Linked DNA regions of Homo sapiens: regions 1, 2 and 3 are each linked to region 4. The links are chromatin loops, found by intact Hi-C in ENCODE. Cell type or tissue: Caco-2. All regions are shown on one strand.

What was found. A loop is a pair of places that touch in the nucleus more often than their neighbours do. Peaks named below come from ENCODE experiments on the same cell type or tissue, not always from the same donor. Only the 100,000 strongest peaks of a DNase experiment are listed, where the experiment ranks them.
Region 1: it touches region 4 in a loop (2.1-fold over the local background); 5 of 110 quality-filtered maps call a loop at or near these places.
Region 2: a loop joins it to region 4, with 16 times the contacts of the local background. A loop is called at or near these places in 11 of 110 quality-filtered maps.
Region 3: a loop joins it to region 4, with 1.8 times the contacts of the local background. A loop is called at or near these places in 8 of 110 quality-filtered maps.

What each region holds. Positions count from the first base shown.
Region 1 is chr11:106,273,898-106,281,897 of GRCh38, reverse strand. No RefSeq gene overlaps it. Among named protein-coding and RNA genes, the nearest start is that of LINC02719, 150 kb to the right of the region's middle. RefSeq lists an enhancer at 4,518-5,101. In Caco-2, a CTCF peak has its summit at 4,831 (motif pointing left); a DNase peak (open chromatin) is centred at 4,807.
Region 2 is chr11:106,151,424-106,159,423 of GRCh38, reverse strand. No RefSeq gene overlaps it. Among named protein-coding and RNA genes, the nearest start is that of LINC02719, 23 kb to the right of the region's middle. In Caco-2, CTCF peaks have their summits at 3,045 (motif pointing left) and 7,279 (motif pointing left); a DNase peak (open chromatin) is centred at 3,003.
Region 3 is chr11:106,316,095-106,324,094 of GRCh38, reverse strand. No RefSeq gene overlaps it. Among named protein-coding and RNA genes, the nearest start is that of LINC02719, 190 kb to the right of the region's middle. In Caco-2, a CTCF peak has its summit at 4,515 (motif pointing left); a DNase peak (open chromatin) is centred at 6,517.
Region 4 is chr11:106,582,193-106,590,192 of GRCh38, reverse strand. The region is part of intron 1 of LOC124902744 (a long non-coding RNA gene); the gene reads left to right. Among named protein-coding and RNA genes, the nearest start is that of GUCY1A2, 430 kb to the left of the region's middle. In Caco-2, no CTCF peak of the experiment used is centred here; a DNase peak (open chromatin) is centred at 4,952.

The sequences.
Region 1 (8,000 bases), 310 kb after region 4:
GGGAGATAAAGCAGCTAAAATTAGTCCATTTTATACATGAGAAAATAATTAGGGACAGCTGTCAGGATGTGAAAGTAGATCTTCTGATGGTACAGACTTTCTCCACTCTGATAATAAGGAATTAGAGGGATTTTCATCCCATAAGTCAGAAATAGATGATATTTAGCACATGCTCTATTGAATTCCACTTCCTGTAGGTATAACAGACATCAATAATGAATCATGGCATTCTTTACTGCTGACTCTATGTGCAACCTCCAAATCCTGGTCAACATATGTTGTGTAGCAACCACTTGTGAATCTGAGTTGGCATATGATGAAATCCATTTTCAATGCTTACCTTAGGTGTTTCCATTTTCAATCAGGACTCTAAAAAACCTAATAGCTTTATATGCATTAAGCTATGACTCTTTGTTTGTACGCTAAGTAGTTATGAGCTCTTGGGATGTCACTATACAAATCTAAGCCCAGTTTCCTCACTAATAAAATGGATGATCTCTAACGTTTCTTTCAGTCTAACAGTAAATGATTATATGAAAGTCCAGGCATGGTGATGAGATGGGTTATTCTGAAGCAAGAGTGACCTTCCCATTGCCACTCAAGTCACATCAGATAGATTTCTGCTTTTATTTTCTTCTTAGTTCAGCCCTGCTAATTATTATTTATGTTTAAAGCTCATACTGGCCCATATAATGCTGTGGAATATTAATTGGTCATTTAAAATGTAATACATGAAACTATTTCTAACATTTATTCGGTCTCATTAGTTTGGGATTATACAGATTGCATACAAATTGCAAATCAGACTAGCTTAGTATAAGAAAGTAGGGACTTTTGAGTCAGAGGGAACTGAGTTCAAGTCCTGATTTCATCCTTGATGGGTAGTGAAAGACCCTAGTGAAGGTCACATACCTAAGGCTTGGATCTTTTAAATATACCTGCTATGTATAATTGGTGATGCATTGTTATGTGAAGTTGAAATACTGTGTGTAAATGCTTTCTATCACAGAGCCTGGCATGTAAGAAAAATATTATTATTTAGGGATCTCTCCTGTCAATGCAAGACACTACACAGTTGCTTATTTGTTTACCTACTTTGAAAATGGAAAATGTTGCCTTTTGCTTCCAGATGTGCTCCATAGACGACTTTAACATTAGCAGATCAAACTCCTTTCCCATAGCTCTTCTGTGGGAAGTTTTGTGGCATGTAGAACCATGTCTATAATCTTTGCCATTAACCCAAGGCCTGCGATCCCTGAGCAAAACACATGCCCTGCCATAGCCACAGATGAAGAAATGGACTGTAATGTTTCTTGGGACCACCATCTGGATCTAAACGAGCTCAAAGGGCTGACAGGGTGATACAATGCCTGTTTATTTGTACTCTATGTTCCAGAACTGGCAGATAAATGGCTATGTTTTAATCCCGTGTCTTCATGCTGGAACGAAGCTTCGTTTGAGACTAAATAAAGGATGTAAGTTTAGACTGGATACAATATGCATCCACAAAAGTATCACTGTATATTTGAAAAGCAAATATCATTAGTGGGAACTCAATACCTTCAGATTCTATTGAAGTGTGCTGAGCCTCTGTAAAGCAGGGTGATGAGAAAAATCGGCTTTTGACCAAACTGTAAAGAACAGCAGGACAGCTCTTCATGCTAAGGAGCAGGGAGGGGCAGCTGTGGAGCTGCAGACAGCAATTATTCATCCTAGTTCTGCCTATAATCCACCAAAAGAGGGAAAATCATCACTCCAGTGTGTCTTTGATTTCTGTATCTTTAAAACATGGGCAACTATTAAGCATTATCATGAACCATATTTAAAAAAAGGAAATCAAAGAGTTGGAAGGTTCAGTGAATGTGAGGTGATGAAACAAAATATTTTATAAATATTTATAAAATCAAGACTAGCCCTGACTTGATGGCTGCTGCCAATAATCTGCCAAAATATCTCACATCACATAAGAACCAGCCTCCCCTGATACTCTAAATTTCAATCATTTGGGATTTTTCTTTTAGGATTAAAAATTGTGTCTTTAAGAATTCCATTTTATGACCCAAATAGCCAACAAGAGAGTAAGGTATTAAACAATGCTTATCTTTTAATAGGTTTGTATATGAAACAACAGTGAGGGACATAAAATAGATTCACGCTGATTGAGGTGAGATGGGTAGAAGGATAGGTCTGGAGACTGAGGCACAGTACCTAAAGACAGGGTCAGATAGAACCCTCAGAAAAGAGGAATCCAAGGCAGGTGACCAGGAAAGGCAACAGAAGAGTTCAACATAGCTAAACTATAAGTATGGAAAGCCAAAAAAGATATCTTCAATGGGAGCATAAAGCAGGGCATCACACCTACTCCCTGTACAATGGCTAGCACTTTCTGCATGGAGTCAAGAAATCAAACTAGAATACCAGATCAAAATTGTTCTTTGCTTTTAAGTAGCACACTAGCAATGAAGCAAGATTGAGATAAGAAAGACTCTCCCCTCCTTCTCTAAACCTTGGTTCCCTAATTTGTAAAATGAGGTGACTGGAGTAGATGATCTCTGGGACCCATTCTAACATGCTACCTCTGTGTATGTCAAGAATGGCAACTACACTACAGGTATCTGAATACTTCCTCCACACACAAGCCTGGCAGACATGAATAACCAATCATGATGCTTGTCTGCTGAACTCAGATGCAAACTTAGAATCCTTTTCAAAGAGATAGCCACTAATAATCTAACAGAGTTGGCTTGGAATAGAAATCCATTTGCCATCCCTAATATATGTATTTAGATGCCTAAATTGTCTCAAAGACTAGCACAAATGATAACACTGGCTCCAAAATGTGGATTTAATTCTGCCCCAGTAACTGAGTAAATTCCTGTGGAGATTTTATGAGTGGAGCCAGCTACTAGAAGTGGAGAAAAGAGCTGTAGATACCCAAAGAGATTTGAAGAAATACTGAGCAGAATTGTTCACCCTTGTTCTTTACCTTTCCACAGTCACTACTGCTTAATATTTAATGTCCCCTCTGAAATGAAAACTACCCTGAAAATGGTCCAAAGAAGAAGACAACATAGTGTGGGTAAGAGTTAAAAGACTTGGATCACGTCTGGCTGTGAATCTTGGGTAGATAACATCTGAGCATTATTTCCATATTCTTACAGTGGAAACTAAAATACTTTATAAGTTTATTGCAAAACATAAATAAGATAAAAGTTCTTTGTACACAAAAATGTGTTGCTAGCATAAGCCCTGTATTAGCTAACACTTTTGGAGAATTTATTTCACAACCAGTTAAGATAAAAAGTTAACCACAGAATGGGAGGGACAAGATAGCCAACTAGACAAAACCAGTAGGAGCCTCTCCAACTGAAAGAGACCAAAATATTGAGTAAATCAACATATTTTGAACAAATCATTTGAGGGAAAACTCAGAGAGCTTATAAAGAGGAGACACAGACACCAAGGCTGAAGAGAGAGGAAGCCAGGAACCCAGTATGGGATTGTGGAACACCAGAACTCATTCCTGGCCCTGAACAGCTCCTAAAGAAGCGATGAGTGAAGAGACTGCACTTCAACCCACTGTCACCATAGACCTCTGAGATCCTAGCTACAAGAGATATGACCCCCATGGACAATTGAGCTGGCCAGGGCAACTTCCCGGAGAGTAGGTAGAGACAGAACTCAAGGCTGCATGGGATTTTGCAAGGGTATAGGGGCAATAAAATATGGCCGTAGGTGCCCATCTCCCAGGGCTCTCCATAGTCCTCTGAGTGCCTCTAGCCTTTGCTGACTGCTGGACCAGGAGACAACAGGGTTGTCTTTCCCATGGAACTGGGGTACACAAGATCTGCATGTCCCTGTGTTCACCGGCCCCTGGCAGGGTCCCTGCATGGCCACTGCTGCAAAAGCAAGCACATAGTGCAGCCTCCACTCCCTGGCCTGAGTGGTTTGCTGGTGGCCTGGGAACACCTTGGCCCCTCAGCACAGCTGGTACTTGGTTTTAAGGGACAGAGGACAAAGCCAAGGGCCCAGTCCTAAACCCCAGGGTTAGAAAGAGCATGCAGCTCTGGAGGGTGAAGCTGAGATAAGTGGCTGGAACTCAAGCATGAAAGAGCCTTCACTCTCAGAACACTGAGAAGAGTGAGGCCCAAGTTTATGGGTCAGTGCAGGATTTGGGTGTGCCCCCTTCTGTAGGGCTGGTCTGGGAAGGGTGTGGCTTATCTGCCACAGTGGCTGCAGCCTCTGACTGAAGGATCCCTGCAGCCCTGAACACCTAATAGCCCAGCAATTTGTGTGCAGTAGGCTTGGAACAAAACTAGCTAATCAGGCCAGTTACTGGGACAGCCACCAGAAGGAAAGCTGGTCAAGGGAGAAATAAATGGGTGGTCCTTATAGCTGTCTGCTGAGCAAAAATCCCTGGGTACAGGTGCCACATTAGTTCCACACCTACTGCAACACTGGCCTTGCCTGGAGATCCCCATTCTTGACCTACTACATCAACAGACCACCTGCAGACATATCCCACAACCCACAACGACTGTGCCAAACACAGAGATACAACAAGCTCCCAGGGAGCTGCAGGTCTCCTGGCAACTTAACTTTCCGTTTCAGCTGTCTGTAAGGAAGGCAGTATCACAGTCTGACAGAACCCCACCCCTTGAAACTAAAGAACTGCAGGAATAGTTCCAGTGACTGCAGGGAGCTCCCCTAAGGCCAGGGAATGGATCTGGTGAGGGGTTCATCTCTCTGATCTTTTTGCCTCCTCCACCAAAAAGCACCACTGCAAATGCATTGAAATGGGAAAGAGGCTTGCAGGTAGGGGCCTAACTGCCAGCCATTACTCTTAAGTGCCATCTACAGGATCACAGCCTGAATAACAAACACCAACAAATAATTGCCCATATACACTGCCCAATTCAGTAATCTAGCCACAAATAAACATCCCATACAGAGTCTTAATCTACTGTAAGCACCCAGAATCTAAGCAAATTGACTGAATTCAACTTGTACCACAATCAAACCCTCAAGGGTAATAATATAAAAACAAAAAGCCCAATGAAAAATGACAGCAACTTGAAAAAGGAAGGAATAACAGTCCTCTCAGATGAGAAAGATTTAGTGCAAGAAGTCTGGCAGTCCTAAAAGCCAGAGTGTCCCCTTACCTCCAAACAATGGCACTAGCTCCTTAGCTATGTTTTTAAGTCAGATTGAAATGACTGAAATGACAGATGTAGAATTCTGAATTTGAATGACAAGGAAGCTCAACAAGATGCAGGAGAGAGTTGAAACCCAATACAAGGAATACAAGAAATTCAGTAAAACAATCCAAGAAGTAAAAAATGAAATATCTGTTTTAAGAAAACCAAACTGAGTTTCTGGAACTAAAAAATTTACTAAGGAAATTTCATTATACAGTTAGAAGCATTAACAACAGAATAGATAAAGCTGAGGAGAGAATTTTAGAGCTCAAAAACTGGTCCTTTGAATCAACACAGTCACATTAAAAATAAGTTTTAAAGAGTTTTTTAAAATGCACAGCCTCCAAGAAATATGTTATTATGTAAGGAGACCAAACCTATGACTCATTGGCATCCATGAGAGAGAAGAATAGAGAGTAAGCAACTTAGAAAATAAATTTGAGGATATAATCCATGAAGATTTTTCCAATCCTGCTAGAAAGACCAACATGAAAATTCAAGGAATTCAGAGACCCCTGAAAGATATCATACAAAATGACTATCTGCTAGGCACACAGTCATCAGATTGTCTAAGTTCAACATGAAAGAAAAAAATCTCAAAGGCAACTAGAGAAAAGGATCAGGTCATTTACAAAGGGAAACCCATCAGGCTAGCAAGGGACCTCTCAAAGCAGAAGCAATTGGAGAACTATCTTCAGCATCCTTAAAAAAAATCCAACTGAGAACATCATATCCCTCGAAACTAAGCTCCGTAAGTGAAGGGAAAATAAAATTTCTTTCAGAGAAGCAAACGCTAAGGGAATTAATTAGCATTAGACCAGACTTACAAGGGGTCTTTGAGTGCTAAACATGGAAACAAAAGAATGGTACCTGCTACCATAAAAACACACAACGAAAAAAAAAAAAAAAAAAACTTTAGGCCAATATGTTTGATGAACACAAATGCAGAAATTTTCAACAGAAGGCTAGCAAACTGAATCCAGAAGCAAATCAAAGAGCTAATTCACCTTGATCAAGTAGGCTTTATTCCTGGGATGCAAGATTAGGTCAGCATATGCAAATCAATAAATGTCATTCATCACAAACAGGATTAAAAACAAAAACAATATAATCATCTCAATAGACACAGAAAAACTGTGGATAAAATTTAACATCTCTTTATGATAAAAATACTCAACAAACTAGGTATCAGAGGCATATACTTCAAAATAATAAGTGCCATCTATGACAAACCTACAGCCAGCATCATACTGAATTGGCAAAAGCTGGAAGAATTCCCCTTAAGAACTGGAACAAGATAAGGATGCCCACTCCCACCACTACTATTCAATAGAGTTCCGGAATTGTTAGCCAGAGAAATCAGTCAAGAGAAAGAAATAAAGGGCATCCAAACAGGAAAAGAAGAAGTCAAGCTATTTCTCTTCACTGATGATATGACTCTATACTTAGAAAATGCTAAAGACTCTGCCAAAAGACTCCTAGAGCTGATAGAAACTTTAGCAAAGTTTCAGGATACAAACTCAATGTACAAAAATCAGTAGCATTTCTATATACCAATAACACTCAAGCCGAGAACCAAATTAAGAATGTAATCTTACTTACAATGGCCACAGAAAGAATAAATTGCCTAGGAATATGTATAGGTAAAAAATATATAGGTAAAAGATCTCTACTAGGAAAATTGCAAAACACTACTGAAAGAGATTATAGATGACACAAACAAATGCAAAAATATCCCATACTCATGGGTTGGAAGCATCAACATAGTTAAAATAGCCATACTGCCCTAAGCAATATACAAATGCAATGTTATTTCTACCAAACTACCAATGTTTATTTTACAGAATTAGAAAAAAATATTCTAAAGTACATGTGGAACCAAAAAACAGCCCAATAGCCACAGCAATTCTAAGTGAAAAGAATAAAGCCAGAGGAATCGCATTACCCAATTTCAAACTATACTACAAGGCTACAGTAACCATAACAGCATGGTTCTTGTACAAAAACAGATACATAGACCAAGGGAATAGAATAGAAAACACATAAAAGCCACACACCTACAACCAACTGATCTTCAACAAAGTTGACAAAAATAAGCAACAAAGAAAAGACTCCCTGTTCAATAAATGGTGCTGGGATAACTGGCAAGTCAATAAATGGTGCTGGGATAACAGCAGAATGAAATTGGACCCTTACATATCACCTTGTACAAAAATCAACATGAGATGCATTAAAGACTTAAATGTAAGACCTGAACTATAAAAATCCTAGAAGAAAACTTAGGAAATACCCTTCTCAACATCAGCCTTGGCAAATAATTTATTACTAAACCTACAAAAGCATTTGCAGCAAGGACAGAAATTGACAAGTGGGACCTAATTAAACTAAAGAGCTCTGCACAGCAAGAGAAACTACCAAGAGAGTAAACAGACAACCTGTAGAATGGGAAAAATTATTTGCAATCTATGCATCCAAAAAAGGTGTCATTTCCAGGATTTATAATGAACAAATCAATTTAAAAAACCAACCCCATTCAAAAGTGGGCAAAGGACATCAACAGGCACTTCTCAAAAGATGACATACAGTGGTCAACAAACATATGAAGAAAGGCTCATAATCATCACTAATCATCAGAGAAATACTAATCAAAACCACAATCGCACACCATCTCACACCAATCAGAATGGCTTTTGTTAAAAAGTCAAAAAATAACAAATGTTTGTGAGGCTGCAGCGAAAAGGGACCACTTACAAACTGTTGGTGGAAATATAGATTAGTATAGTCACTGTGGAAAGCAGTTTG
Region 2 (8,000 bases), 430 kb after region 4:
GTTTCACCGTTTTAGCCAGGATGGTCTCAATCTCCTGACCTCGTGATCCACCCGCCTCGGCCTCCCAAAGTCCTGGGTTTACAGGCGTGAGTCACCGTGCCCGGCCTTAATTTTTGTATTTTTGTAGAGACAGGGTTTCACCATGTTGGCTAGGCTGGTCTTGAACTCCTGACCTCGGGTGATCTGCCTGCCTCACCTCTCAAAGTGCTGGGGTTACAGGCATGAGCCACCAGGGACACCTAGCCTGGAAGTTGTGATCTTATTTAATATAACCATATATGCATAATCCCACACATCTCATTTCCTTTGTCATATTCTAATGCTTAGAAGGAAGTCACAGATTTCTTCTACACTTGGAGGAAGAGGAGGAGAGGAGGACTACATAAAGGTGTGGAAGGCAGGAGCAGGATCATAAGGGCCTCTTTAGAATCTATCCACCACACTCAGCACCAGAAAGATGAAAATTTAATATTCTCTAATCCCAAATCTTAATATTGGTCTTCAAGGAGTTGAATAGCCTTCTGTACTTAAAAATTAGTCTTCTGCTAGCTTGCTCTCCACAGCTAGATTATAAGTGCTCTCTGGGCAGGGATGATTTGATTGCCTGTTGGTTTGCTGGCTTAGTTTTTTGTTTGTAACCCACATCCCCATCATATTCCACCCCCTACTAGTTCAATAGATTATCTGAAAACTCAGCTGAATGCATTTATTTCTTCATGATCCCTAACTCTTTTTGAGAGCTCTGTTGAATATTAAGGAAGTGCCATAAAAAGAGATTTCTGGAAGGCAAACAAGTACGTGAGAGTTGGCCTTGCCCTTCAAATCAAGGAGGCTATTATTTAGAGGGGCCAATGGTGCTGCTTATGTTGCCCTGTTAATTCCAACACCTCATTAATCTTATCTCTAGAGTTATTTCCAGGTGTAGAAACTGAAAACGCATTTGAATTTGCTGTTTCACTTGGCGAACATAGAAACCTCTTTTAAGAACTATTTTAACATTATGTTAGTTCTTAGACCTTTTATATATTCTAAACTCAACTCCATCCAGAATATCTCTGGGAGCATTAGTCCTCCCTCTAAGAAAATTATCATTGCAAGTTTTCTTGTGCAGAAACACTATATGTCAAATACATTCCAGCAGTGTTGTTTGTTTTTATATAGCAAAACTCACAGTATGCTTTTCCATTTAACTGTGAGCAAAATAATAGCAATAACATAAATAAATCCCATTTCTAAAGTGATGTCTGTACGGATTGGTTGGTTCTAGCAAGAGGCCCTACACAGCAAAAGAAACTGCTGGCTTTTAGTTTCCTGTGTGTTTTTTCTATTTGTTCTCTAAGCCCATTTATATGAAAGATTTCTTTAACCATAAAACAACTACATCTAAAGATTTATGAGAATCAAACTTTTATTCTTGAGGCACTTCACCTTGTAAATAAAAAACTGAGTATTTCATACAGAGGCAGAGAGATAAAGAGATAGAAACAATTGTCCAACTCATTCTGTTTATTCATTGCCATTTCTCCCACTCATTTCCTTTTGCTTCTTTATTTCAGCAGCCCTTGCAAAGTATTACTTTATATTCTCTCTGTCACTATTTCTAAATTAGCTTTTGAAATTGCTTTTACCATGAGGTACAGTTGAACATACTAATGCAGAAAAATGCTCACAATAGAGTAAGTGGCTGGAGCAAAAATCAGAAGAGTTATAGTAGGAGTCCAATTTTTGTTTAAATACATATACACATTATATATAATAAATGAACTATAATACATAAATATATGCATTTATAATCCATATACATATTGTGTGTGTATTTGGAGAGAAAGAGAGCAAATACATATATTTAAGAGAGAAAATATGCTAAAATGAGAGAAAAATACATGACAAACTTTTAGCAGAGGGATTGTGGGGAAAGATGAAAATTGGAAAATGAGACATTCACTTGATCGATATAAATTTTCTTGCTTTTAAAAAATAGACGTATACTGCTTTTGCAAAGGAAAAGTAATACTACTTTCAAACTGCTTCTATTTGCACGATATCCAATTCTCCCCAAGGCTGTCTAATCTTTATTACACCTATTATTTGTACACTGCAGGATTTGGACAGAGATGGAGTTCAGTGGTGATTGCTTCCCTGTCTACTATTATAAAATGTCATTACCTCAAAAAATTCTGCCTAAAATTCAAGCCTAAGTGTATGTACCTTCCACCAGAACTTGTCAGATTCTGCCATCTGTATTTCCATAGTACCTATCTGGATAGAATCTCCTCCCAGTTTCCAGCTGTTCCCAGAAGTGCAAACCTACTGCTGCTGCTGCTGCTGCTGTGCATTGCACCTGCCTGCAGCTGTCAGGTTTATGAAGTGAGCTAGTAAACGCTTCCCCAGGAAAAGCCAACATTCTGTAAAAAAATCAATTATAAATCACTGCACAAATAGGATCCAAAGGATAATTTTGCAAACAATAATAACCAAAATCATTAAACCCCATATTTGGAGAGTATACTTTTTGTTGTGCTTTTTTTGGGTCCATTTCTCTTTTGGTTCTTACAATAACTTCATGAATTAAGAAAGGCAAGAACATAGAGTCCCTGGTTATTGCTACTTTGCGTTTCACTGATCTGCTCATATAACTCTGCTAAAAATCCTTACACTTCATTTTTTCATGATTAATTTGCTTAATCATCAATTCACCTGCAATCTCCAAAAATGCTCAGTGCTTTGCTATCTAGGGAACATAGCTGAAATAAGCATTTTTCTTCTCCTTTTCTTCTGAGAGGAAACACAGTATAGGAAGAGCATGGGGTTTGGAGTCAGATTTGTGATCTAATCTTGGCTCTGCCACTTACTAACTCATGCAGACTTGGTCAAATGACTTAACCTTCTCAGCCTCAACTTTCCCATTGTAAAACAGGTTATAATTTCTACTTAATAGGGCTGTTGTGAGGATTGTGTAAGAACCTGAGATAAAGCAGCTGCTTCAAAGAAACGTCAGCATTTGGAATCTTGGCGAAATCTTTTCCCTGGCCCCATCTGCTGGCGATAAAGAGTAAAGTCATGTTTATAATTAAGCAAAATATAGAGCTTTCAGTATGTGACTGTTCTGTGATCCAACATCATTTAAAGAAATTCATAGTATTGAAAAGCAAGAATTAACTATCAATCTTCCTGTGTTATGGCAAGAGTCACACAGCTAACTGGTAGAAGAACTTCTGACTTAGAATCCTTAAAACCAAAATGGAAGATTGGTAGAAGAATGGATATGTACAAGTGGAAGTAACAGAGACCAAGAGACCCATCAGGAGGCAATGGCTGTCACCTCATTTGCTAGAGGTGGTGGAAGTGGAAACAGACAGATTCTAAGAGTCTGTTAAAAGAATATAACCCATGGCTGGGCATGGTGTCTCATGCCTGTAATCCCAGCACTTTGGTAGGCCAAGGTAGGCAGATCACCTGAGGTCAGGAGTTTGAGACCAGCCTGGCCAACATGGCGAAACCCCATCTCTACTAAAAATACAAAAATTAGCCAGGCATGGTGGTGGGTGCCTGTAATCCCAGTTACTGGAGGGGCTGAAGCAAGAGAATCACTTGAACCTGGGAGGCGGAGGTTGCAGTGAGCCGAGATTACACCATTGCACTCCAGCCTGGGCAACAGAGTGAGACTCTGTCTCAAAAAAGAAGAAAAGAATGTAACCCAAATGGCAGCTAAAGTCACCTTGTCCTTTGAGGTTTAGATGAAATTGGTTTAGGCTACTTCAATATATAGGAAATTCAATATCTTTCCTGAAGTTTCTGTACATTTCTAAGGGCCCACGTGGTCACTTTTGGCTCCCTATTTTGGGTGAAATCTCTTCGTCATCTTCAAACCCCTGTGGCTTCTTTTTGTCTCTGCTTCATAGAAATTCAGATATAGGGCCCAGCATGGTGGCTCACATCTGTAATCCCAGCACTTTGGGAGGCCAAGGTGGGCAGATCACCAGGTCAGGAGATCGAGACCATCCTGGCTAATACGGTGAAATGCCGTCTCTACTAAAAATACAAAAATAAGCCAGGAGTGGTGGCGGGCATCTGTAGTCCCAGCTGCTCAGGAGGCTGAGGCAGGAGAATGGCGTGAACCTGGGAGGTGTAGCTTGCAGTGAGCCGAGACTGTGCCACTGCACTCCAGCCTGGGCAACAGAGAGAGACTCCGTCTCAAAAGAAAAAAAAAAAAAAGAAAAGAAATTCAGATATAGACCCAGCTCAACACTGAATATTTTTGTATTAAAAAGACTTTGCTAAAGGTTTGAAGTAATGATGTTATACAGTGCTGCTAAGTAAGCCATTTAAACTAAACATTAGACAGCCATGCTCCGACAAGTTCTAAGTAGCCTGACACCCACGGTTCTTCATTAGGAGACTTTCTCTGGAGACTCCAGCTTCCCACTTTGTTGCCTAAATCCCTTACTCCCTTGAGTCTCTATTACTTCTTAATTCCTACCCTTTATTTTATAGAAAATGTCTGTTTTCCACCCACTCCTCAGCTCTGGATTTGCATTTGCATAACCGAACATTCATTAATAAGATCTGTTAAAAATCAAGGTTCAGGCTGGGCGCCGGGGCTCACGACTGTAATGCCAGCATTTTGGGACGCCGAGGCGGCTGGATCACTTGAGGTCAGGAGTTGGAGACCAGCCTGGCCAACATGGTGAAACCCAGTCTCTACTAAAAATACAAAAATTAGCCTGGCATGGTGGCAAGTGTCTGTAATCCCGGCTACTCAGGAAGCTGAAGCAGGACCATTGCTTGAACCTGGGAGGCAGAGATTGCAGTGAGCCGAGACTGCACGATTGCACTCCAGCCTGGGCAACAAGTGGAAAACTCTGTCCAAAAAAAAAAAAAAAAAAGTTCATCAATTCTGAGTGTTACCATTCTGTAAATAAACAAACTACCAGAGACTAAAGTTTCAGCTGTGCCTTGCTTTTCATACCCAAAAGCCTCTGTAAATGAAAGGAAGCAGTATAGATATTTACATTCCCCCTGAAATATATAGTGCCAATTCTCACCACAGTTCCCTCCCAAACTCACACAAAAACCCAGAAGGCAGAAGTAGTTGCAGTTCATTTTGACTTCAAATTGCATTTTTTTCATTCCACTACCCAAAGAAACCATACAAATTGAGACTGATTACCTGTAAAGATTAAAGAAGAAAGAAAAGTCAAAAATAAAGAATATTAGTACAAAACTCAGGAAATTGGAAGGAGAGGCCATTGAGAAGCATGATGAAGTGTTTAATTTTGTGTACGTTGGACCTGAAGTCCCTTGTGTTGACTACACGGACATTTTAAGTAGTGAGCTGGACATCCAGGCTCAAAGCAGGAGGGTGAGGGCAGTACTGAAGCTTGGATGACATAGAGATCAACATAAAAGTGACGACTAAAACTATGAGAAAAGCCGTGCTTTTCAAAAAAAAAGGAATGAAAGGAAATAAGGAAAGAACAAAGACTGAGCCTTAGGCAATGCCTACAATGCCAGTTGGTGGGAGAAAGAGAAAAACAATGACACAGAAGGAACCTAAGCATTGTAGTGATTGGAAGAAAATCAAAAGAGCATCAAAACCATGTGTCGTCCCAAAGGCACAAGAAGAGAGAACTTCAAGTAAGAGTAGTCGGTAATATCAGAGGCTCAAGGTAGGACAAAAATAATCACCTCAAAAGGTCTGCAAAAAGGCCTAATTTTCTTAACACTTTAGTTTTGCAGTGTGTTGGGAATTAATTTCAGTTGCAAGGTGGTAGTGGCAGCAGTAGTAGCATTGTTTAACATTAATTGGGCATTTAATGTATGTACAGGGTTACCAGGTTAAAAAGCTGAGTCCTCATGTAAATTTAAATTTTAGACAAATAATGAATAATTGTTAGGATACATTCCATCTCAGATAAATAATGACTAATTATTAGTATAACTATGTCCAATTTTAGATAACCTGAAATTTAAATTTAACTGGGCATCCTGTATTTTTATTTGTTAAATCTGGCAACCCTACATACACCAAGCACTATGCTGAACATTTTGCATACCTAACTCATTTAATCCTTTTAACAGTTTTGTCTGTTCTTTGCATTACTATAAAGGAATACCTGATTTCCATTCTTGAATCAGTTTTAGGTAACATTTAGCTCACAATTTCCTAGTCGGTTTATTTTCCAATTTCATGGAATTTTATCCTATGTATGCGTATTTAGCAAAGACTCATAAAAACCCCTTTGCAGATTTATGGAGCTCTTTTCTGGTATAATTTTCTCCTTGTCAGAGCTCTCCTCTGAAACTTCCAGCTACTTCAAACTGCCTGAACTCTGATCCTCATCTCATCACAAGAGACCATTATGATCTGCTTAGAATGTCCCTCCTTGCTACACATTCAAGAATGTGCCTCTAGCCAAAATGCCAGTGTAGTCATCAGGCTAACCTCATTTGTTTCTTTTCTCTCAGGGATCATGGTCTTATGCTTCCAGTTGTTTAATGTCTGAAAACAGTTGTTTTATATGCTTTTTCAAGTTTTCTAGTAGTTTAAGACAGAAAGTTAAATCCAGTCCCTTTACTTCATCATGGACAGAAACAGAATTTGTCATATCATGGTTTAATCTGGAATAATTAATTCTTCAGTCTTATTGTTTTTCTTAACACTCATGTTTGAAGAGTACAGACCAGTTATTTTTAAACTATTGGTCAATTTGGTTTGTCTAATCCATCTCCCTGTAACTAGATTCACCAACTCTCAGTACAAATATCAGAAGCATATGATGAATTGATCATTTTTGCAATATATATTTGGGTTCTCTTCACACCTTTGATGCAGGATTTTTTGCTCCTTGGTTCAGCTTAATCTGGGTTCTTGTCTCACGACCAGGAAAAAATAGGCACACAGACACATTGAAAGGTGAGGAGGGCAGAATTCATTTAGCAAAAGGAAAGCTCTCAACACAAACAGGGGTCCTGCATGCAGGTTTCCACCTCACAAATGAGTATCAGGGCACCACACACAAGTTGAAGAGGCCAGGCTCCTCCCCAGCATAAGGCAGAAATTCCTGGTGGCTCCACCCTATTCCCCGAGTGCCCATGCAGACCCTTAGTCTGAGCCACTCCATACTGATTTAATTTCCTTATTGCTCATGTGTTAATGGATGGAATTTTTCACTGTAGGCATGTTTATGCAAGCTCCCACGCACAGTGATGTGGGCAGGTTGGAGGTTCTCCAGGGACCTTTCCCTATTTGCCTAGGCATTTGGCTGTTTCCTGCCTCTATCACCTTGAAATTGTGACAGACTGAAACTGCTTAGCTCTCCCTAGTGGTTAAAATGTATGATCAGACTAATTACTGGAAAAAGCAGTTTGATTAACTGATTAAGTCTATTTGAGGAAAAATTAAAATCCAGGACCGAAATATTGACACAATGGCAAGAAAACAGATCAGCTAATGAAAAGCCTTGATCTTAATTATCTAGTACAATAAAAAGTAACGCCTGAGAAGGACAGTTGTACTATTTCTTCCTCAGGCTCAAATCTGATCTTTTTTCGTAATAAAATCTCACATTTTCCCAAAATGTTTAGCCTTTTCTTGGTATTTATTTATCTCTAGTTGTTCAACAGATGAAATATATATATTTAATATATACTATTATTATAAATATATTATTGCTTTAAATATAATAAATATATGTGAAATATATATATCATGAAATATGTGAAATATATCTGTTGATGAAATATATATATATTTTCTAGATGAATACTAATACATATTGAATAGAAGAAAGAGACATCTGTATACTTCCATAGAGCACATTATCCTAAAAATATCACTTGGTATTGTATGATAAATAGCATTTTATTAATATTTATACTAATAGAAAATGATTTTAGCTTTTTATATTTTTTCTTTATAAAATCAAAATATATGACTTCATATTTTTATTTGATCAAAATTTGACTTCTTTCCCGCTCTGTGATTCATAGCTCTTGAC
Region 3 (8,000 bases), 270 kb after region 4:
TTGCTCAGGCTGGATGTAGTGGCACAATCAGAGCTCACTGCAGTCTTGAACTCCTGGACCAAAGCAGTCCTCCCAACTTAACCTCCTAAAGTTGTTGAATTATAGGCGTAAGCCACAGCATCAGCCAAAACGGTTTTTGATCTTCTGTTTCTACTATAATTATTTCAAGTTTTTTCCTATCAGTTGATATGGTTTTGGCATGTCCCCAACCAAATCTCATCTTGAATTGTAGCTCCAATAATCCCCACTTGTTGTGGGAGGGACCCAGTGGAAGGTAATTGAATCATCGGGGTGGGTTTATCCCATGCTCTTCTCATGATAGTGAATAAGTCTCATGAGATCTGATGGTTTTATAAAGGGCAGTTCTCCTGCACATGTTCTTTTGCCTGCTGCCATGTAAGACATGCCTTTGCTCCTCCTTCGCCTTCTGCCATGATTGAGGCCTCCTCAGCCACGTGGAACTGTGAGTCCATGTGGAATTTTCCTTTATAAATTACTTGTATTGAGGCCTCCTCAGCCATGTGAAACTGTGAGTCCACTTTCCTTTATAAATTACCCAGTCTGGGGTATGTCTTTATTAGCAGTGTGAGAACAGATTTAGGATTTAGGAAAGGCAAATGTTAATATTAAGTAACTAATTAATATAACAAATAGATGCTATTTCCATTCTTGTTGTATCAATTTCTCCTTTCTACTTAACAACAATCAGGTCTATGGGAAAAACAACAAGAATGGTTTGCTGTTACCTCTGCTTTTGTTACATAATTCATAACTATCAATTATTTGGAGATTGCTTGCTGCTGCCAAATGTTTTATGCTTTTCCTGAGGCCATGAAGTAGTAAGCAGAAGTAAAATGAATTCGTCTTGGTGTCCGCTATCACACGGCCTATCCCAGAAACATGTATGTTTATTTGAATCAATTTAATTAAAATCATAATCCATCCTTGCCATATATAAAACATATATAGTAAGATAAACATATTTTCAAACAATAGTGACATCTGAGTTACTTCACAAAGTGGTTTTTTTGGTGAAAATGTTTTTCATTATTTATTCAATTAATATTAACAAAGGGGGCCAGGCACAGTAGTTTACACTTGTAATCCCAGCACTTTGGGAGGCAGAGGCAGGACGATCACCTGAAGTCAGAAGGGTGAGACCAGCCTGACCAACATGGTAAAACCCCATCTCTATTAAAAATACAAAAATTAGCCAGGTGTAGTGGCACACACCTCTAGTCCCAGCTACTCAGGAGGCTAAGGTAGGTGAATCACCTGAACTCAGGAGGCAGAGGTTGCAGTGAGCCGAGAACATGCCACTGCACTCCAGCCTGGGCAACAGCAACAGTGAGACTCTGTCTCAATAATAATAATAATCATAATCATAATCATAATCATAATAATGAAGGTATTATTATGGGCCTAGAACTGTGTTAGTACTGCATATAATTGGAGGGCAACATTTTTTTTTCAGTTTTGTTGAGGTATAATAGAGAAATTAAATTATGTATGTTTAAAGTATACTCTGTGATGATTTGATATACATATACTTTGTGAAATGATTACCAAAACCACTATGAAGTTAGTTAACATATCCCTCATTTCACATAGTTATCCTTTTTTGCATATGTGGTGAAAACTCTTAAGATTTATTCCCTTAGCAACTTTCAAGTATATGACACAGCATTGCTAACTATGGTCACCATGCTGTACCTTCAGTCCCCAGAACTTACTCATCTTTTAAATGAAAGTCTGTACCCTTTCACCGACATCTCTCACCCCTGATCCCTGCTAACCACTGCTCTATTATCTACTTCTATGAGTTTAACTTTTTAAGATTTCACATAAGTGAGATCACATAGTATTCGGTTTTCTCTGCCTCACAAAGTTTTTAACAAATATTAACTTAATACTGAGCATAGCCAGACACTGTTTCAGACATTGGAGAGACAACAGGGAAGAAAACAAAATCCTTCCCTCATTGAATTTATGTTCCTGTGGAAGAGTCCATCAGTAAACAAATAAATAAGTAAATACTAAATCATGACCAATCTTGATATGTGCCATCATGTAAAGAAAAAAAAACAGGGGTGTGTGTGTGTCTGGCAGGGACATGGTACCAGGATTGTCATTTTACATGGTTCCAGGGTGGTCATGGGACATCTCTCTAAAAAAGTGATGGTTGATCCAAGACTCAAACAAAGAGAGGGAGAAAACAACATGGGACATTTGCAGGAAGAGAATTTTAGACAACAGGGATAGTTAGTGCAAAGGCCTTGTGGCAAGAGCACGCTTGGGTGGGTTCCAGGAAGAGTGAGGTGATTAATGTGGTCAAAGAGGAGTGTAGGAGGAGTAGGAAAGCTAAGGTACAGAAGAGACAAGTCAGGTGGCCCTGGAGCACACCTGTCACTCTAAGGCTATTGGCTTTCCATCTGAGGAATATGGAAAGTCCTTGAAGGGTATGAGCATGGGAGTGATTTGATGTGACTTGAGTTTGCTTTTGTTTTTTGAGATGGAGTCGCGCTCTGTCACCCAGGCTGGAGTGCAGTGGTGCGATCTCAGCTCACTGCAACCTCCACCTCCTGGGTTCAAGCAATTCTTTGCTTCAGCCACCTGAGTAGCTGGGATTACAGGTGTCTGCCATCACGCCTGGCTAATTTTTGTATTTTTGGTAGAGACAGAGTTTCACCATCGTGGCCAGGCTGGCCTTGAACTACTGACCTTGTGATCTACCTGTCTCGGCCTCCCAAAGTGCTGGGATTATAGGTGTGAGCCAACGCGCCCTGCCTGACTTGGGTTTTAAATGAATTGATAAAATGCCTAATACAATGCATGTGGAACATTTTATATTCCACCTACTTTCATGAAGTACCTGAGGTAATTTGCAATAAATAATAGAAAGTATTTCTTCTGACTCTAGAAAGTCAATTGTGGAGCTGACTGAAGATGGAAGGATGAATTAAGTTGCTCGATATCTCTTTCTGTCCTTTGGTTTTTTAAATCAAACCCAGAAAATAATTTGTAGCCAACTAATATTCATATACTTAGTGACTAAGCTGTTAAAAGTGTGGATTTTACAGAATTAAATGTTGACTTTTTAATTTAGTAATAGTTTTTTCTTTATTATTTTATATTTGAAAATCTCTTAAGCATTTGTTCTTCCACTGAATTCAGGAAACCATGCTGTTTTATTATCTGAGATGGGTTATACAGACCACCATAACAGAACCAAGACTTTCCAATAAACCGCAAATTAAGATAGAATGGTAGAAGTCATTCAAAGGAAGATGTACACTGCAAATAAATTAAATCAAATTGTTTATCTATTATCCTCAAGGATGATAGAAGGAAAACAATGAGAAACAAAGTTAAGCATTTGCCCTAATTTTTTTTGGAACCTAAACTTTAAAACCCCCACCTGCAAAGCTAGGTCTTTTGTTCCGTATGAGCCACAGTTAGCTCAGCCAGGAGGCTACCACAGGAAACCCTGATGGAGAAAGTTAGATCTGCTGAGCTGACAAAACTATGTCTGCAAAGATGGAATGGTAACTAGTGAGAGAGTTATGAAAAATGATCTCCCAAAGCTGGAAGTAATAAAATGAGTGCCTACTAAAAACTAGTCCATTTGTTGCAGGTGGACAAGCAAGGTCCTGAAATTGGGGCTTAACCCATGAGGGTTCTTGGCTTCACCTAGGAAAAATTTAAGAGCCAGCCAGCGGTGTTAGCAACTTTTTTATTTTTGAGACAGAGTCTTGCTCTGTCACCAGGCTGGAGTGCGGTAGTGCGATCTCAGCTCACTGCAACCTCCGACTCCCTGGTTCAAGCAATTCTTCTGCCTCAGCCTCCTAAGTAGTTGGCATTACAGGCACATGCCACCGTGCCCAGATAAATTTTTTAATTTTTTTTTTTTTTTGAGATTAAGTTTCACTCTTGCTGCCCAGGCTGGCGCAAAATGTTGCGATCTTGGCTAACTTTAACCTCCGCCTCCTGGGTTCAAGTGATTCTCCTGCCTCAGCCTCCCGAGTAGCTGGGATTACAGGTGCCCACCACCACGCCTAGCTAATTTTTTGTATCTTTAGTAGAGACAGGGTTTCACCATGCTGACCAGGCTGGTCTTCATCTCCTGACCTCATGATCTGCATTCCTCGGCATCCCAAAGCGCTGGGATTACAGGGGTGAGCCACCACGCCCAGCCTAGACAGCAACTTTTATTCAACAAGAGCTGCTCCTTGCAAAGCAGAGCCAACCCATAGGTAGTGACCCAGATTCAGCACTTGTGAGCTATTGGTTAGCAGCATTTACATTCACTTTTAATTACATGCAAATTAAGAGGCTGATTATTCAGAAGTCTCTAGAAAAGGGGCTAGTAATTTCTGGATCATTGCCATCCTGCTGGGTCATTTACATGACAAATATAAATTGTCAAGCTTTGGTGGGAGTATCTTATGTTAATGAGCAATGAGAACAATTAGAGGTTGGTTGCTTTTGGCGCCATCTGCTGGTTCCAGACTTTTTTTTTTTTTTTTAAATCCAGACGGAGTCTCGCTCTGTCACCCAGGCTGGAGTGCAGTGGCGCGATCTCGGCTCACTGCAAGCTCTGCCTCCCGGGTTCACACCATTCTCCTGCCTCAGCTTCCCAAGTAGCTGCGACTACAGGCACCTGCCACCACGCCTGGCTAATTTTTTGTATTTTTAGTAGAGATGGGGTTTCACTGTGTTAGCCAGGATGGTCTCGATCTCGTGATCTTGTGATCCGCCCACCTTGGCCTCCCAAAGTGCTGGGATTACAGGCGTGAGCCACCGCACCTGGCCTCCAGACATATTTTAACTTTATCCTTTCAAGACTGGGAAATAAGTCCTGCTGCTCTCCTAGCTCACATTCAGTCCAATGTGATTAATTTCCAGAGGAATTGTTGCTCTTAAATTAAAACAATCTATTAAATTTCATTCATTTGTACTGCCATTGCTTTCTCTCTCAGGCCTTTGTGTAGAAGGAAAGCCAGAAAAGGATGACTATGTAAGACTTTTTAAAAACCCCTTATGGCAAAGTGCTTTTATGTCACTTGGCCAGTGTGAGAAAGCAAATCCACAAACCATAGGCCCATTTGATTAGGAAATTTCAGAATGTCACTTACAGCTTCAGGAGATAGTAGCTCAATCTAAAACAAAACTGTTGACAGAATTTTGAAAGTTGTGTAATCGTATTTATAATCTCTGTCTCAAAGAGAGATCCAAACAAAAGAAACCACCATGTCATAATTAATGACAAGATATACTGACCAATGGCAAGGCTGTCCCTTCTTTTGAAGGCTCAAACGATTTGAAGAGTTTGAATACAGATACCTTAAATCCACTTAGACAGGGACATATTGTTATCCCCTTTCCCTTGGTCAGCTAATTCAGCAAGAACATTCTGTAGTGTGTGCTCCTGTAGTTTTAAGACTGAACCTTAAAAGTGAAAGCAAGACAATATACTGTGGATGAAATTTGCCAGAGAACACTGGGACTAGTTGTTTTGCATGTCTCAAGTAATAAGTTAGTGACTGGTTGTACTGTGTCCCTTGTAACCATTCCTGACTGCTGCATTTAGCAGGAAAGCCTTCATCTGGGACCAGAGTTAGGGATCTGCTTTGGGGATGTAAGAAGCACACAGTGCTTCTTACCCAGCAAGAAGACCAGGCATCCCAAAGCTTTTCCACAAGGATATACCATCCTCACACCTGTGCCTTTTACTAGGCCATCAACTGTAGTTTATTTAAAATGGAGCAAAAAGGCTCAGGCTCTCCCTCTCCCCTCTCCCCTCTCCCCTCTCCCCACGGTGTCCCTCTCCCTCTCTTTCCACGGTCTCCCTCTGATGCCAAGCCGCAGCTGGACTGTACTGCCGCCATCTCTGCTCACTGCAACCTCCCTGCCTGATTCTCCTGCCTCAGCCTGCCGAGTGCCTGCGATTGCAGGCGCACGCCGCCACGCCTGACTGGTTTTCGTGTTTTTTTGGTGGAGACGGGGTTTCACTGTGTTGGCCGGGCTGGTCTCCAGCTCCTAACCGCGAGTGATCCGCCAGCCTCGGCCTCCCAAGGTGCTGGGATTGCAGACGGAGTCTCGTTCACTCAGTGCTCAATGGTGCCCAGGCTGGAGTGCAGTGGCGTGATCTCGGCTCGCTACAACCTCCACCTCCCAGCTGCCTGCCTTGGCCTCCCAAAGTGCCCAGATTGCAGCCTCTGCCCGGCTGCCACCCCGTCTGGGAAGTGAGGAGCATCTCTGCCTGGCCACCCATCGTCTGGGATGTGAGGAGCCCCTCTGCCTGGCTGCCCAGTTTGGAAAGTGAGGAGCATCTCTGCCCGGCCGTCATCCCACCTAGGAAGTGAGGAGCGCCTCTTCCCAGCCGCCATCCCATCTAGGAAGTGAGGAGCGTCTCTGCCCGGCCGCCCATTGTCTGGGATGTGGGGAGCTCCTCTGCCCGGCCGCGACCCCGTCTGGGAGGTGGGGAGCGTCTCTGCCCAGCCACCCCATCTGAGAAGTGAGGAGACCCTCCGCCCAGCAGCCACCCTGTCTAAGAAGTGAGGAGCCCCTCTGCCCGGCAGCCGCCCCGTCTGAGAAGTGAGGAGCCCCTCCGCCCGGCAGCCACCCCGTCTGGGAAGTGAGGAGCATCTCCGCCTGGCAGCCACCCCGTCCGGGAGGGAGGTGGGGGTCAGCCCCCACCCGGCAGGCCGCCCCCTCCGGGAGGGAGGTAGAGGTGAGCCCCCGCCAGGCAGGCCACCCTGTCCGGGAGGGAGGTGGGGGGTCAGCCCCCGCCCGGCCAGCCGCCCCGTCCGGGAGGTGAGGGGCGCCTCTGCCCGGCTGCCCCTACTGGGAAGTGAGGAGCCCCTCTGTCCGGCCACCACCCCGTCTGGGAGGTGTACCCAACAGCTCATTGAGAACGGGCCATGATGACAATGGCGGTTTTGTGGAATAGAAAAAGGGGAAAGGTGGGGAAAAGATTGAGAAATCGGATGGTTGCTGTGTCTGTGTAGAAAGAAGTAGACATGGGAGACTTTTCATTTTGTTCTGTACTAAGAAAAATTCTTTTGCCTTGGGATCCTGTTGATCTATGACCTTGCCCCCAGCCCTGTGCTCTCTGAAACATGTGCTGTGTCCACTCACGGTTAAATGGATTAAGGGTGGTGCAAGATGTGCTTTGTTAAACATATGCTTGAAGGCAGCATGCTCATTAAGAATCATCACCACTCCCTAATCTCAAGTACCCAGGGACACAAACACTGCGGAAGGCTGCAGGGTCCTCTGCCTAGGAAGGCCAGAGACCTTTGTTCACTTGTTTGTCTGCTGACCTTCCCTCCACTATTGTCCTATGACCCTGCCAAATCCCCCTCTGCGAGAAACACCCAAGAATGATCAATAAAAATAAAATAAAATAAAATAAAATGGAGCAAAAAGAAAAAGAGTTTTCAAAATCCTCTTTTAAAAAACAAGAATAGGCACCTACTAAAAATATTAAAATCTCAATTTAAAAACCTCTCACTGAACCCTGAAAGTTTATCAGTTTAAAAAACAAATGCATTAAAAAAAAAACCCCGTAGAATATGTCATGTCTTAGAGAATGAGCTCACAGTGATTCATTCCTAACATGGTTCTTAGGGGTAGCAACAGAGGGTGGTCCCTAGTCTAAAAGCCTAAGGGCACAGAGTGCAATCTCTGCCAAAGGCTTAAATTTCTATTTCAGGCATACAAAATTTATTCTAACTGATATGTATATCTTCATGGAAAAAAGGATTCCAAAGCTCATCAGAAATAATAAAAGTAAAAAGAACATTCAAAATATTATTTTGAAAAAAATGGAAGGGGAATTTATCCATGAAATATTCAAAAATACAGGAAAACTACACTAAGCAAGAATGAAACTGCTGCTACAAATAGGTAGCTTCATGGAAGAGTAGAGAAAGCCCAGAAACAGAAGCAAATCTAAATGAATTCTTAGTATACCATAAAGGCAGCATTTCAAAGAC
Region 4 (8,000 bases):
GTGAGGCTCCAGTGAGTAGGAGCAGGAAACTGGTCATTTCTGTCCATCATATTGTATCAATAAAGATATAGGTAGAACATTATATTTTATGGATATAAGATTGAAAGTAAAGGATCTGCATTACAAGCTATTGGTTTTAGCACCTAATTTCTTCAGGTACCATTTTTTGTCAAGGAGGTTTATAAAATAAATTATTGATACAAGAAGACATGTACAGCTCTACATTTACAGTGGAAAACTTCAGCACATTTCTCTCAGTAACACAAAGAACAAGACCAAAAAAGTCACTAAGACTATAGAATGCTTCAATATAATACTTAACAAATTTGACCTAATTGACTACATACAATATAATAACCACATACAAAGCTCTAGAACACTCATTCTTATTAAATGTATGTAAAATATTTACTGAAATTAAAAATATTGTAGGCTATAAAGCAAGTCGCAGCAGATTTAGAAGGGCTCAAATCACACTAAATATGTTTCCTGACCACAGTGGAATAATGTTAGAAATAATAAAAAAGATAACTGAAAAATTCTCTTATATTTGGAAATTTTAAAATGCACTTTTAAATAACCCATGAGTCAATGAAGAAATCATAATGAAAAGTAGAAAATATTTTGAACCAAATAATAATGAAAATACTACATATGAAAATTTATGGAATATAGCTAAATACATGCCCAAAGAGAAAATTATACACTTAGGTTTATATATTATAAATGACAATCAATAATCTCAGCATCTGAATCAAGTAGTTCGACAAAGAACAGAATATTAACCCAAAGAAAATAAGAGAAATAATAAAGAAAAGAAATTTAGAAATTGAAAACAATACTACAAGGAAAAGGTGAAAACTTTATGGCTATACATTTGGTTGGCATGGAGAAAAATCCTATAAAGAATACAACTCATCAAACTTACCTTTCCCCACAGAAAAAAGAAAATCAGATTAGTTTTATCTATGAAAGAAATTGTATACATTATTCAAAACCTTCCCCAAAAGAAACTCCATGCTCAGATGTTTTCTACTAGAAGTTTGGTGATTTCTAACAGCTAAAGACATGACATTAATCTTGCAAAAATTATTCTAGAGAAAAAATTGGAATGGAATACTTACCATGATGTTTTGTGAGATCTGTGTAATCTTGATATCAAAACCTAGCAGATACATTTCAAAAGGACAATTACAGGTAGTATTTCCCATGCAAACAGCTTTAACAATCTTAAACAAAACATGAACAAGCCAAATCTAAGGATATATTAAAAGTCTAAAACATTTTTAAGAGATTTATAGAAGACCTAAATAAATTGAGATTATACAGTATTCATTGATGAGAATGGTCAATATAATAGATTCGATATAATCTTTTCAAAATCTCAGGTATATGTGTGTAAATTGGCAAGCTATTTCTAATATATACATGTAAACTAAGCATCCAGCAATAACTAAGACGATGTTAAAGATGAGCGCATAGAGAAGACACCGTATGTCATCAATCAAGACTTACTATAAACTACATTAATTAAGTCATGATATTAGTGTTAGGATACACAAATAGACCAACGATTTAGAATAGATATACTAGAAACAGGTCCATACATGTACAAACTTTTGAACTATAAAAAAGTACATACTTCAGGGTTATAGGGTAAGATTATCCATTCAAAAAACAGTGCTGGAACACCTAGTTATCTGTGGGTGTGTGTGTGTGTGTGTGTGTGTGTGTGTGTATGTGTGTGTGTGTGCGCATGCACTCACGCGCATGCACATATGTGTGGCAGGTGATGAGGAACTGACCTGACTCCTAGTTCATACATAAATGTAAATTCCAGATGAAATTAGATCCAAACAAGAAAGATAAAAAAGTTTCCAGAAGCTATTAGAAGATAACATAAAATATAATTTTTATGAACTTGGTTTAGGTTAAGATTTTGTAGTATAAAAGCATTGATTTAACTGTGATAAAATTGAAATAATTCTGTTAATAAAATTGAAATAATTCTGTTAATAAAAATATTCCATTAAAAGAGTGAAAAGACAAATCCACAGATTGGAATATGATTTCATACTTCCATCCAACTGAAGGCTCATTTTCAAAATATATAAAGAATTTCTAGAAATCTATAGAAAAAATAGTGAAATCTTGGCAAAACAAAACAAAAACAAAACTTGAAGAGGAATTCCAAAAAAGAAGCACATCCTAAGAGCCAATGAGTATTGAAAAAGTACTTACCCTCCTTAATCATTGGAGGAAAACAAATTAACACCTAATGAGACTCCACTATACATACATCAAAATGACTACAATTAAAAAGACTGGCAATGTCAAGTGTTTATGAAAATGTGGAGTATCTCAAACCTCATACATTGCGGATGGGAATATAAATTTTTACAGCCACTTTGGAAAACTTTTCAGTAGTATTTGATGAAATTGAACATATACATATTCTTTGACCCAGATATTTCAGTCTTAGGAATCTTGAATAGAAATGCATATATATGTGCAATCATAATATCCTCAAATAGGATATAATTAATATGTCTATAAATAGTAAATAAAAAATAAATTATAGCATATTAGGGAGTATATTTTATAACAATGAAAATGAATAAATTTCAGTTTCATGCAACAGTATAAATTTCACATTTAACAAAAGATGCCACACATAAAATAATATATAGTAAATGAGTCAATTTATATAGTGTTCAGAAATAGACAGTCCATGGAGTTAGAAGAACTAAGGGGGTTACTGCAGTATTATATCCAGGAAAACTATTAAGATCTTTTTCAGAATGATAGCAACTGAGAAAAAAAAAAAGACTGGTAATGAAAAAGACTATAAAAATTAAACAATTTTTAGGTTTACTTGAATTTATATTTTTCCTGCACTGCATTTTTTATAGATCTTCACCAATACATTCATCAGGAATGTCCAATGATATGTTAATAAACCATATCTCAAAAAAAAAAAAGACCCTGAATTGTAGCATTCATTAATTTCCCATGCTCCCATTATGACCAATTTTTACCAATGGGATTGCTGAACCCAGAGTTGGGAAGAGCTACACAAAACTGGTGCTCCTGAACATGTAGAAACTGCTAACCACTGAATAGAACCCAGAATTAATAATATATGTAAGAACTCACAAGTGATATATTTTAATTTAAAATTAATATGTTTTCAATGCAACTAGGTTAGAATATATTTTGTGCTGTTTGTAACAAAAGAGTTTGTCAAGAAAATTCAGTTAAACAATATTGAGGGAATATTCCATGGTACAGTGAAAAAGGCAAAGTACTGGTAGATAAAACCATAAGGCAAGTGCTACTTTTCAAGTGAAGGTAACATTCTCCATGTTTATAATATTTCTAGGAACATACCTGCAAGTTTTTCCCATTCACTGCCAGGTAATTTTTGCAGGCATGACTTAATTAACAATAACTATATGTTCTGTTAACAACTTATTTCCTTTTTGGGTTTTAATTCATTGTATATAATGTTTCATGTACCCTTTCTGTTAGTGTGTATTATGCTTTTTTTTTTTTTTTTTGAGACGGAGTCTCACCCTGTCACCCAGACTGGAGTGCAGTGACGCCATCTCCGCTCACTACAAACTCTGCCTCCCTGATTCATGCCATTCTCCTCCCTCAGCCTCCCAAGTAGCTGGGTCTACAGGTGCCCGCCACCACACCTGGCTAATTTTTTGTATTTTTAGTAGACACGGGGTTTCACCATGTTAGCCAGGATGGTCTCGATCTCCTGACCTCGTGATCTGCCCGCCTCGGCCTCCCAACATGCTGGGATTACAGGTGTGAGCCACTGTGACCAGCCGTGTGTATTATTCTTAATGGCAGAGAAGAGAGAAGTAAAATAAGGACTACTTTATTTCTCCACAATGTTTTTCTTTGTAAAATTATAGCTTTACTCAAGCAATGGCCCTGTCTCATCTCATTGATCTGAATGTAGCTCTAAGAATTTGCATGCAAAAAGATTCAGAATAGCCAAAGCTATCCTGAGCAAAAAGAACAAACTGGAAGAATCACACTACCTGACTTCTAATTACACTACAGAGCTATAGTAACCAAAACAGCATGGTACTGGCAGAAAAACAGATCCATAGACCAACTGAACAGAACAGATAACCCAGAAGCAAATTTATACACTTACAGTGAACTCGTTTTTGACAAAGGTGCCAAGAACATACACTGGAGAAAGGGCAGTCTCTTCAGTAGATGGTGCTGGAAAAACTGGAAATCTGTATGAAGAAGAATAGAACTTTACCCTTATGTCTCACCATATACAAAAATCAAAACAGATTACAGACTTAAATCTAAGACCTCAAACTGTGAAACTACTACAAGATAACACTGGGGAAGCTCTCCAGGACACTGACCTGGGCAAAAATTTCTTGAGTAATATCCCACAAGTACAGGAAACCAAGCAAAAATGAACAAATGGAATCACATCAAGTTAAAAAGCTTCTGCACATCACAGGAATAATCAACACAGTGAGATGAAGTCCCATGGAATGGGGGAAAATATTTGCAAATAACCCATCTGACAAGGGATTAATAACCTGAATATATAAAGAGCTCAAACAACTCTATAGGAAAAAATCTAATAATCTGATCAAAAAACAGGCTAAAGATTTGAACAGACATTTCTCAAAAAGAAGATATACAAATGGCAAACAGGCATATGAAAAGGTGCTCAACATCACTGATCGCTAGAGAAATGCAAATCAAAACTACAGTGAAATGTCATCTCACCCCAGTTAAAATGGCTTTTATCCAAAAATTCAAGCAATAACAAATGCTGGCAAGGGTGTGGAGAAAAGAGAACTCTAGTACCCTGTTGGTGAAAATCTAAATTAGTACAACCATGCGGCTTCTTCTCTTTCATTGTTCAGCCAGCAGGAGGGAGTGTTACAGCTCTTTTACTCCTGCTGCCAGCAGCTCAGTGAGCAGGAGCACTACAGTTCTTTTACTGTCACAGTTCTGCGAGTTCTGGGTTCTTGTCCTGCAACCAAGAGGAATAAGGTATGTGGACATGGGAGACTGAGTAAGGCAGAGAATTTTATTGAGCGACATAAAGAAAGCTCTCAGCATCGAGAGAGAACCTGAAAGTGGGTCGCCATCTGTGAAACTGAGTCCAGGATTTTTATAGGTTTAGAATGGGGGAGTGCAGGCCGGGTGTAGTGGCTCACGCCTGTAATCCCAACACTTTGGGTGGCTGAGGTGGTAGGTCACCTGAGGTCAGGAGTTCGAGACCAGCCTGGCCAACATGGTGAAACCTTGTCTCTACTAAAAATACAAAAAAATAGCCGGGTGTGGTGGTGGTTGCCTGTAATCCCAGCTACTCTGGAGGCTGAGGCAGGAGAGTCACTTGAATCTGGGAGGCAGAGGTTGTAGTGAGCTGAGATCGTGCCATTGCACTCCAGCCTGGGCAACAAGAGCAAAACTTGGTCTCAAAAACAAACAAACAGAAAAACAGAATGGGGGAGTGCATGCTGATTGGTCGATGGGTGGTCTTGGAAAAAGCACCATTTGGTTGGTTAAAAGCCATCACTCAGAAGGAACCAATAGAGAGAGAGTGGGTAAGATGGGGATGGAAGTTCTCCCTCTGGTCATGGGCTTTATCTGGAACTGGCAGCTTGGTTTTCAGATTTTAAACTGTCCTTGGTTTGAAAGTTGGGTTTCACTGGGGATCCATCCCTGTCTGCGTAGGAATTTTCCTGTCTCCTGTCGCTATCACAACCACTATGGAGAAGTTTGGGGGTTCCTCAAAAATTAAAAATAGAACCACGATTCAGTGACCCCACTGCTGGTACCTACCAAAAGAAAGGTAATCAATATATGGAAGAGATACCTGAATTCTTATGTTTGTTGCACCACTGTTTACAATAGCTAAGATTTTGAAGCAACCTAAGTGTTCATCGATAGACAGATGGAGACAGACAACCTCTAATTTACATGTGGTACACATACACAGTGGAGGATTTTGCAGACATAAAAAAATGTGATACTTTCATTTGCAATAACGTGGATGGAACCGTATGTAGTTCATTATGTTAAGTGAAATAAGTCAGGCACAGAAAGATAAATATCACATGTTAACACTTATTTGTGGGATCTAAAATTCAAAACAATTGAACTCAGGGAGATAGAGAATAGACGGTTGGCTACCAGAGGCTAGAAAGGGTAGTGAGGTTACAAGGGGGAAGTGGGGGATGATTAATGAGTACAAATATATGTATACTTAGAAAGAATAAATAAGACAGTATTTGATAGCACAACAGGGTGACTATAGCCAATAATAATTTAATTGTACATTTGAAAATAACTAAAAGAGTATAATTAGACTGTGTGTAACACAAAGAACAAATGCTTGCGGGGACAGATCCCCATTTTCCATGATGTGATTATTACTTATTGCTGGTATCAAAGTATCTCATGTACTCCATAAATATATAAACCTACTATGTACTCAAAAATTTTTTTTAAAAAATTAATTTAAAAAGCATGTGTTTGTACATCATCTTTATACTTTTTATAGCTCAGCTTATATCAGTGTCTGCCACAGAGGTACATACTTAGTATGCATTCAATAAAATAAAATATTTATCAGAATAAATACATAAAAAATGATGAATAAATAAATGGATTCTAGGTTTTAGTTTTCATATTATTACAATATAATAATACACTTATGACACTTTGCTGTACATTTTCTTAGCCAGCTCTAACCCATCTTCTATATATGGTATATTAAAATCTGAGCACTTTGGACTCCTTACTACTCAGCAACTCTCCTTTCCAAAAAGGCTATTAATATGCAACTGTTTATAGAAATATGGACTTTAGAGACCCTTCCAGTATACTGAGATATTTTCCATTTTTGAATTTTTGCCTCTGAGAACACATAGAATCTATCCTCTTTATTTTGTCAAAATCTACTTTTCTAAAGTGCAGACAAGTGGTTTAGCAAATTAGGGGTCAGAGGAAGTCACTCTGTTACAGCATTAAAGAATTCCCTTAGATCTCCAGTCCTGGCTTTTTATGAACATCACCTGTAAAAATCTTTACCAAGTCCTGGGACTCACCTTCAGAGATTTGCATTCAGTAAATCTGGCCCAGAAGCTTGGCAATTGCGTTTTTAAAAGGTGATTGAAATGTACATCCTGGGCTAGAGCAGAGCTTCTCAAATTGTACGTGCATTTATTTGCATCATGTGGAGTTCTTGTTAAAGTGCAAATTCTGATTCAGGGGTTCTAGGGTGGAGCCCAAGATTCTAAATTTCTAGCAAGATCCTGAGTGATACAGCTACTGCTTCCATGAACTGCACTTTGCAAGCAAAGGTCTAAATTAAATATACGTCATCTTATTGGCTTGAATTGGTGGGATATGATTGCATGTGTTGTGACTGCTGAGAGAATTGCTATTTAAAATTTACATGTAAGACTACTTGGGAGTTTTTGTGCATATATAGCAATGTCTGAAGGCAGAGCATTTGAGCAAATAAGTATATCTCTGTTTTATTTTAATCACTTTTCAAGAAAAAACAACAACAGATGCATGGAGAGATAAATATATGCATGTCAAACTAATACATTTAGTTATTATGAATGTAAATAAATATTTATTAAATATTTCAGTGTCCTTTCTTTGTTAAGATATAATTGCTACCACCCTGTAGTCTCAGTGGTTTCACTAAGGTAGTTTGTTTTTTTCCTTCAGAATATTAGTCTTACTTACTGCATGCAATTCATTGACTAACAAGCAAGCTTTTGAGAGCAGAGCACTTAACAATTTTGGTTGGAGGAGAAAGAAGGAAATTATTATAAGCAGCCAAAATTAATAAAGCTTCTTAGAATTTAAATAGCATCAACAAAAATCATGAAAAAAGAATTTGTATTTATTTACTAATTGTCTTAGTTGGAGATACAATTACAGGTAATTGCTGGAAGTAACAGAATGGAGAGTGTTGAAAG